Linked DNA regions of Homo sapiens: region 1 is linked to region 2. A link is an interaction called in ENCODE POLR2A ChIA-PET data of the cell type or tissue named here. Cell type or tissue: PC-9. All regions are shown on one strand. Each heading gives the region's core, and the rest is flanking DNA. Links, peaks and the distances in the headings are about the cores only. Region 1 overlaps UBXN11 (UBX domain protein 11). Region 2 has its middle 6.2 kb from the start of LIN28A.

The links. Peaks named below come from ENCODE experiments on the same cell type or tissue, not always from the same donor. Only the 100,000 strongest peaks of a DNase experiment are listed, where the experiment ranks them.
Region 1: POLR2A ChIA-PET joins it to region 2 with 6 read pairs; 8 of 35 experiments call an interaction of 5 or more read pairs at or near these places.

The regions. Positions count from the first base shown.
Region 1 is chr1:26,299,246-26,303,633 of GRCh38, forward strand. It overlaps UBXN11 (UBX domain protein 11), which reads right to left. Exons shown (of 15, transcript NM_001389556.1): 2 at 3,568-3,673; 3 at 2,449-2,477; 4 at 1,681-1,779. The coding sequence starts at 3,638. Among named protein-coding and RNA genes, the nearest start is that of UBXN11, 5.2 kb to the right of the region's middle. RefSeq lists an enhancer at 3,299-4,388. In PC-9, for the core only: no CTCF peak of the experiment used is centred there; a DNase peak (open chromatin) is centred at 4,036; H3K27ac peaks cover 923 bases.
Region 2 is chr1:26,402,402-26,406,789 of GRCh38, forward strand. No RefSeq gene overlaps it. Among named protein-coding and RNA genes, the nearest start is that of LIN28A, 6.2 kb to the right of the region's middle. In PC-9, for the core only: no CTCF peak of the experiment used is centred there; DNase peaks (open chromatin) are centred at 2,520 and 3,000.

The sequences.
Region 1 (4,388 bases), core at 204-4,203, 100 kb before region 2:
TCGCACCTGTAATCCCAGCACTTTGGGAGGCCGAGGCGGGCAGATCACTTGAGACCAGGAGTTCGAGACCAGCCTGAGCAACATAGAGAAACCCTGTCTCTACTAAAAATACAAAAATTAGCCAGGCATGGTGGTGTGTGTCTGTAGTCCCAGCTACTTGAGAGGCTGAAGTGGGAGGACTGCTTGAGCCTGACAGGTCGAGGCTGCAGTAAGTAGTGATTTGCACCGCTGCACTCCAGGCTGGGCAACAGAGCAAGGCAGTCTCCAAAAAAAAAAAAAACAAAAAAAAAACCTGAGAGAAAAAAGGAGGTGGTGATGACAGCTAAGAGACAGAGCCTAGAAGCAGAGGGTAATGGGAGGGCAGCAGCTTGGTGCCTAAGAGCTTGGTGGAGGTCCTGAGAAGGAAGGAGCAGTGGACAGTATAGGACACTGCTGGCAGAGAAGTAAAATAAGATAGGCAAGTCCTCATCTGTTACCTTGGTAGGGACAGATATTGGCTGGGAGTGGGAGAGGAGGGGATGACAGGGGAAAGCAGGGAGAGGACACCTGGAGCTCTTTCAAAGAGAGAACCTGGTTGCCATGGTTACTACTGAAAGTGACCTGGCTGGGTATGGTGGCTCATGCCTGTAATCCCAGCACTTTGGGAGGCTGAGGCAGGAGGACTGATTGTGCCTGGGAGGCTGAGGTTGCAGTGAGCCATGATCGCACCACTGCACTCCAGCCTGGATGACAGAGCAAAACCCTGTCTCAAAAAAAATAAAATAAAAAAGAAAGTTGACCCCAGCCAGGGTATAGGAGATCTTGGCTTTGTGGTGAAATGGCCGCAGAACCTTAGGCCAGGCTCTTCCTGTCTCTTTTTCCACCTCAATTCCCTCCTCCGGTAAAATGGAAGGGGCCTGAGGGAGAATCATCAGGCCCTTCCCTATGGCTGGCCTCCTGATGGGCAGCCACCACACTGAGCACCTCGCGTGACAGGCGCTGGCCAGGGGCCCTCCACCGAGGAGCATCTCATTGAATCCTCCCAACACGCTGCCCTCGCTGTTCCCATGCCCACTTCACAGAGGAGGCCTCAGAGACAGAGAGATGCGAAGTTGCTTGCTCAAGATACCACAGCTAGTGAGCTAGTGGAAAGTTCTAACCTTATCCCCAGCATCCCCAGATCCCGCCCAGCACTCTGCAGGGCTCATCCCTGCCTGCCCATGTCTCCCCTTTTCTCAGACCTGCTAAATCCCCACTCTGGGAAGCCACCCTGATTAGCCCCATCCCACTTTAGGTGCCTCCATGAGCTCAGCATTGCCACAGCCCTCTGCCAAGCTAAGCAGACTGTCTAGGCGACTTTGGGCCTTGCCAGAGCCCTGCAGAAGCAGGAAGCTGAGCTCTACCCTCAGACTTCATCCCTCTCTGACCCTGAATCCTGAGCCCACTGATATCACACCTGGTAACTATAGCCACAGCCTGGCCTGGGGCTGGGGCTGGGGCTGGGCCTCGGCCTCCTGAGCTAAGGGTGGGGCTTGTGTGGCTTTATGCCAAGCCAGGTCCCTGCCACAATCAGCCAGGAGTGGAAGCAGCTGCCTCAGACCAAACAGGCGAGAGGAAGGGCCATGCCTCCCTAGGCCTTGCCCCGTCTCTGGGGCCCCCTCCTGCAGCCAGGACCCAGACCCTTCAGGCCTCTGCTCTCACCTTGCCGACTCACAGGGGCACCTATGCCGCCATAGCAGGAAGGGACTGAGATCTTTTCTTCTGAGCCACACCCATCACTCAACATGTCCACCTCATCTTCTGCAGACAGGGATGCCTAGGTCACCGCTCTGGGGCGGAGACCCAGAGGAAACTCAGGCCCTGGGCCCTCGCCAGTGTGACGCGGCCTATGCACTGTGCCCCAGGGAGTTTGAGGAGAGAGAATTCACAAGGCTGGGGAGCAAGGATCCAACCAGAATGGGGCTGTTTTGGAGTTCTTCCAGTCCTGCTCCCAGGGGGACTGGCATGGCCAATGCCAATGCCATGGTGGAGAGTTGGGGGGCAGGGATCCAAAGGCCTGAGCTACAAGAGTCAGGGTGGCAATGTGTGGACAGGCCTCCCGGGAGAAAGGCTGTCACACTGGAGGAGGCTGGAGGGGGAAGGGGGGCTGGGATCCAAACCCCTGGGCTGGGTAATCTCTTGGCCCTCACTTGGTTTCTAGGCACACACTGGCCAGTCCCACAGTGGGTCAAGGGGTTCAAATGTGAGTGGCAACATCTGTGCCAAGGGTATGGGGCCTCCTAATCTGAGAGCTTCCAGGAGGGAAGCCCAGCCCTCAGGGAGGACAGCATGGGAGCTGCACAGAACACGGTGGAGGCCGCTGCTCCAGCTGACAAGGGCCTTTCTCGTGTGATTTCTCTCCATCGGTCCAACTGTAGGAGGTGCAAGCACATGAGAGGCGAAGAGGGCACGAGGGCGGGGCACACTTACCATCTCCATAGATGCGGATTCCTCGCCTCCTGGGAACCCAGGCAGGAAGAAGGAAGAAATATAAGTTAGGGCCCCTGGAATGATACCAGGGATAAGGCTCTGGGCACCGGACTTCAGCCAAAGCTCAAAGAGATGGAAGCAGGGCCTCTAACTCCTGAGGACTTCCAGCCCCAAATCCCAGCCCCAGCCTGGGGTGAGACAAGGGACAGGCTTCGAGGTGTCTGACTTCACCCAGTGGAGAAGGATGGGGAAGGGGTGAAGAGCAGAGTCTTAGGTGGGAAGACTACAAGGCTTGCAAAGCCCATGAGCTCAGCCCCAGCTCTGCTCTGCAAAGGCTGTGAGGCCTGTTGCTTAACCTCTCTGAATCTTCTAGGCCTTAGAATGACTCAAAGTGGGGCCAGGCGCGGTGGCTGGTAATTCCAGCACTTTGGGAGGCCGAGGTGGGCAGATCACGAGGTCAGGAGATCGAGACCATCCTGGGTAACACAGTGAAACCCGTCTCTACTAAAAATACAAAAAATTAGCCAGGTGTTATAGCATGCGCCTGTAGTCCCAGCTACTGAGGCTGAGGCAGGAGAATCGCTTGAACTCAGGAGGCACAGGTTGCAGTGAGCCAAGATCGTGCCACTGCAATCCACAGCCTGGGCGACAGAGCGAGACTTGGTCTTTAAAAAAAAAAAAAAAAAAAAAAAAAAAAAGACTCAAAGTGGTATTCCAGAGAGCAAGAAGGAAGAGAGGTAAAAAATGTTTTGAAAACATGAAAGTGCTAGACAGATGTAAAAGATTCCCTTTACTGAACCCCACACAGGGCCTGGCCCAGGATAGGTCCGTAGACCATCTGTGTTTGCAGAATTAATCAATGAACAGTGAATGAACAGATGGGATGCCAAGCCACTCCTACAGGGCCCATACCTTACTAAAAGCACAACCCAGTTTATGCTCAGATCCAAAGTTGGGTGCCCCAGAAGAAGGTATAAAGAAAAAGACAGTGGTCAGGGAAGGCTATGTGGCCCTTCTTTGTATTCCCCAAGACACTAGGAGTCACTGTCCTCTGGCCATGGAAGGATAGAAGAGGATACAGAGGCGGGGACAGAAAGACCCCTGAGGCTGGCTCCTTACCCAGGATTCATAGGCTCCGAGGGCAGGGGCACTTTTCGGGTCTTGCTAAGGGAGGCCAAAGGTGAGCTCATAGTTCTACTTCTAGAATCCAGCTGTCAGGAACTCCCTAGAGGAATGCAGGAAGTCAGCCCCTGGGGACAGACTCAGGGCTCCAAGCCCAGGGGGTAGCCTGAAGTTTCCACTTCCCTGGCTACTCTTCCTAATGGGAAGCGCTGTCTAGGCAGCAGTACCTTTTGCCTCTTCCACTGTCTCCACAGAGGTTTCTGGAAGTTTCTGTTATCTGCCTGCTCCTCTGGGTATACGGCTTTCTGCTCTGAACTGAGAGACCTTTGGCCTGGTGGTGCTTGGGAAAGTACTGTGAGGGTGGGATGGGATGCAGAAATGAGTCAGAAGCCTGGAACTTTCCCAAACTTAGAGCCTGAAAATGCTACTACCCAGGAGGCTGTCCGTCCATCAGCCAGCTGGGTGACACAAAGCCCAAGTATCTCCTTCCCTCCCACCAGAAACCAGGTGCCACTCCCAACATCTCAGAGCCAGAGAGGCCAACCCACAGGCAGGATTCAATCAAGACACAGGCCGAGGTGGGTGGATCGCCTGAGGTCAGTGGTTCGAGATCAGCTGTCCGACATGGTGAAACCCTGTCTCTACTAAAAACACAAAAATTAGCTGGGCGTGGTGGCGTGCTCCTGTAGTCCCAGCTACTTGGGAGTCTGAGGCACGAGAATCGCTTGAACCCAGGAGGTGGGGAGGATGCAATGAGATGAGACTGCACCATTGCACTCCAACCAACCTGGGCAACAAGAGCGAAACTCCATCTCAAA
Region 2 (4,388 bases), core at 238-4,237:
CTGAGGCAGGTGGATCACCTGAGGTCAGGAGTTCAAGATCAGCCTGGCCAACATGGTGAAACCCTGTCTTTACCAAAAATACAAAGATTAGCCAGGCATGGTGGCGGGTGCCTGTATTCCCAGCTACTTGGGAGGCTGAGGCAGTAAAATTGCTTGAACCCGGGAGGCAGATGTTGCAGTGAGCTGAGATTGCGCCATTGCACTCCAGCCTGTGTGACAAGAGCAAAAACTCTATCTCGAAAAAAAAAAAGAAAGAAAACAACTGAGGATGTTTTAATGACAAACAAGACAGTAAACGGAGAAAGGCAGTTAGAGAGTCCAGGGAAAATAAAAAGTGGTAGAAGAAAGGAAATTTTCCTGTAGTCCCAGCTACTTGGGAGGCCAAGGTGGGAGGATTGCTTGAGCTCAGGGGTTGGAGTCCAGCATGGAAAACATAGCCAGACCTCATCTCTAAAAACAAAAGAAATAAAAAAAGAAAATTTTCACCTAGTATACTACTTGGCAATGCAATGAACATTTCCATAATCGTGACAGCATAAACATTGGTTATCAATTTAGTTGAAAGTGGTTATTTAACTACATTGGGAGGAAGGGGACAGGAGAGATGGGCCCTGTAAGAGAGGTAAGTCCTCATCTACCATAACAGGAAATCAATAGATAATATCTAAAATCAATAAATGAAGGAACAGACATGCATGCATATTATTTAGAGGTATAGAAATGTTCTCCAGAAGAAATGGCTGAAAGAGTGGTTGCTTCATGGGAGTGGAGGAGGTGGAGTGGCCAAAGGACTTCATTATAATTCTTTCAATATTAATTGAACCATATGCATTCATTACTTTACAGTGTTTTTTAATTTTTAATTTTTGTGGGTACATAGTAGGTGTACATATTTATGAGGAACTACAGTATTTCTTAAAAAGTGAAGAAGAATATTGGAGTGAGTTCCACCTGGGATCCACCCCTTATGTTCCGTAAGTTGAGACAAGTCACTTAACTTCAGTAAGTCTCGGTTTCCTCTCCAGTAAAGTGGGGACCATATTAGGATGTTTGAGGACTGAAAGGGACAATACACACAAAGCATTTGATGTATGCCTGGTGTAAATTCATCACACAATAAACAGTAACTGCAGAATCAGGGAAGAATAGGTTCAAGGTTCAGACTAAAGTAGCATTGAGAAATGAAAGCTTTTGGATACACCTGCCTCCTGCCTCCATGGCATATGACAATCATTGGATACAAACAAACGGGCACCAGGTGAATGACAGTTGTGTGGGTTGTGACCCACAAACCAGACTTGGGGATTGCTGGAAGGATCAGCAGCCATGAGGAAATCACAGTTGGGTGTCATGAGTTCCACTGCAAGAGGACGCCTGGAGAGTTACAGTTCCTGGACAGTGAGCTATAGCAGGATCATCATTTTCTCTTCCTGCCTATGCCTTGTGGGGGATGTGTCAAAAGAAAAAGATTTAGAGGCTGTCAGGGTGAGGGTCGGAGGTCAGCTGGGGTCAGGAAGTCTATTTCACTGAGGTCACTCTCGTCTCCTTTCAATCTAATGAAGCCATTATTGGTGAAAGCAAGTGCCTGGCATCCTGCTCTGTGAAGCAGGGCCAGCACGGGGAGCACACTGAAAGAAGGGTGGGACCCCCTTGGCTTGTTCTCCTGCCACTGCCAACTCAATAGGCCTGAGAAGGAAGAGGCACACGATCCTGCTCGATGCAGGAAGCCCTAGTCCCTGAGTGGGATGAGGATGACAGCATGGGGCAAAAACAGATTGTTTCTCTGTGTAATAGGAATGGGGGAATGGGAGATCTCTCTCTCTCTCTCTCTCTCTCACAGACACGCACACACACACACACACTCTGTCTCTCTCACACACACTTATACAGATCATATCATCTAAAAATGTCAATGTCAGAACTGGAAGAAACATTTGTCTAACAACAAATCTAACTCTCATTTTACCCTCAAAGGTACAACTGGGCGCTTTTCTTGAGATCACAGAGCAAATTAGGAGGCTGGGGCCGGGTGTGGTGGCTCACACCTGTTATCTCAGCACTTTGGGAGGCCAAGACAGAAGGATTGCTTGAGCCGAGGAGTTCAAGATCAGCTTGGGCAACATAGACCTTCTTTCTACAAAGTTTTAAAATTTTTTTAAAATTTAGCTAGGCATGGTGGTGCACACCTGCAGCCCCAGCTACTCAAGAGGCTGAGGCAGGAGGATTGCTTGAGACTGGGAGATCAAGGTTGCAGTGAGCATGATCGTGACACTACACTCCAACCTGGGCAACAGAGCCAGACTCTATCTCAAAAACAAACAGAAATAATTAGGCTGGAACACAAACAAAAATCAGGCTGAACTAGATGCATAGACACATTTTACTTAACTATTTGTTTATTGTCTGTCTCTCTCTTCTAGAATGTTAGTACTATGAGTCAGAAATTTCATCTGTATTGTTCACTAATGTATTTACTGTGCTTCAGATGGTGCTGCCTGATACACAATATTTGTTTAATAAATACTTGTTAGGTATGTGAGTGAATGAATAGATGAATAAATAGAAATAGATGCTGTATTGCCTTCATGGTGAATTACAGAGTATACTGCCATGCTTTGAAAAGCTCTGTCCCAGCCGGGCGCGGTGGCTCATACCTGTAATCCCAGCACTTTGGGAGGCTGAGGCGGGTGGATCACGAGGTCAGGAGATTGAGACCATCCTGGCTAACACGATGAAACCCCATCTCTACTAAAAATAAAAAAATTAGCCCGGCGTGGTGGTGGGCGCCTATAGTCCCAGCTACTCGTGAGGCTGAGGCAGGAGAATGGCGTGAACCCGGGAGGTGGAGGTGGCAGTGAGCCGAGATAGCGCCACTGCACTCCAGCCTGGGCGACAAAGTGAGACTCCATCTCAAAAAAAAAAAAAAGAAAGAAAGAAAACCTCTGCATAGGAAACATAGTTAACATACCTTTCCAAATGATGTCACTCTATAAATGTTTTGAAACTGATAATACGTATTATTCATCCCATGGAATTACTATCTGGAGGGACACACTATGGGAAATATTTCTCTCAAATGCATACCATCATTCATGTTAGAAGATGGTCAGGATATTACACTCCGAACACCACTCTCGACTGTACCACAGAATTCTCAGAGTACTTCAGAAATGGGAGCTGAGTGTGGATGATTACCCAGAAGAGGACTTGCTTTGGCTCTGGCCAGCTCTTTGACTTAGAAAGCCAAGGAGCTATAGGAAGAATGATCAGTAGAAATGACAGGCTAGGCCAGGTGTGGTGGCTCATGCCTGTAATCCAAGCACTTTGGGAGGCCGGGGCGGGCGGGTCATCTGAGGTGAAGCATTCAAAACCAGCTGGCAAACATGGTGAAATGCTGTCTCTACTTAAAAAAAAAAAAAAAAAAAATTAGCCAGGGATGGTGGTAGGCACCTGTAATCCCAGCTACTTGGTAGTCTGAGGAAGGAGAATTGCTTGAACCCAGGAGGCAGAGGTTGCAGTGAGCCGAGATCATGCCATTGCACTCCGACCTGGGCAACTAGAGTGAGACTCTGTCTTAAAAAAAAAAAAAAAAAAAAAAAAAAAAAAAAAGGACAGGCTAGAGCTGTGGCCCATGGAAAAGAAATCACAAACTTGGGTCCTATATTTATCAACTAGGTGGAATATATAGTCTCCTTCCAGTCTTTTTGTCTGCCTGTATATTTTTTCACTATTGGTAAAATGGTGATGGCACTAGTCATGATAACAACATACTAGAACTGTGGGAATAATATGGGCTTTGCAGTCAAAGATGTGTGAGTTCAAATCTGCCTCTGCCATGTATTAGTTGAGCAACATTAGGCAAGCTATTAATATACTGATTCGATTAAGCTTTAGTTTCCTCTCCTGTAAAGTAAAAATTTAATACTTATTCTTCAGCATTATTGAGAGTCTTGAATGAGATTTTAAAAAGGTGCCTGTATTCCTGATAAATGCTGGCTGTCGTTATTATTATCTAGCAGAATGCTCATTCCACAGAGGCAGGAATTTTTGTTTGTATTGCACTTTGATGTATTCTCAACAATTAGAACAATGTCTGCCACGGAAGAAGTGCTCAGCAAATATTTGTCAATTATTGGATGGATTGTTATTATTATTAAGACCTCTTGCAGCTCTTTTATGAAGCTATAAACCTGCGCAAAAGGAACTTAGCAAAATGCCTTAAGGAAAGGGATGTTCTTTGTGTTGATACCGGACACCCTTGTCTTCTCTAAAGAGTACATTTACCCTCCTTTTACCTAGATATTATTACTCTCAGAAACCAGTACACAAGAAACCTACAATGCTTAGCTATTTCAGTCTTGTCTTCCTAAGTAGACTATAACTTCTTG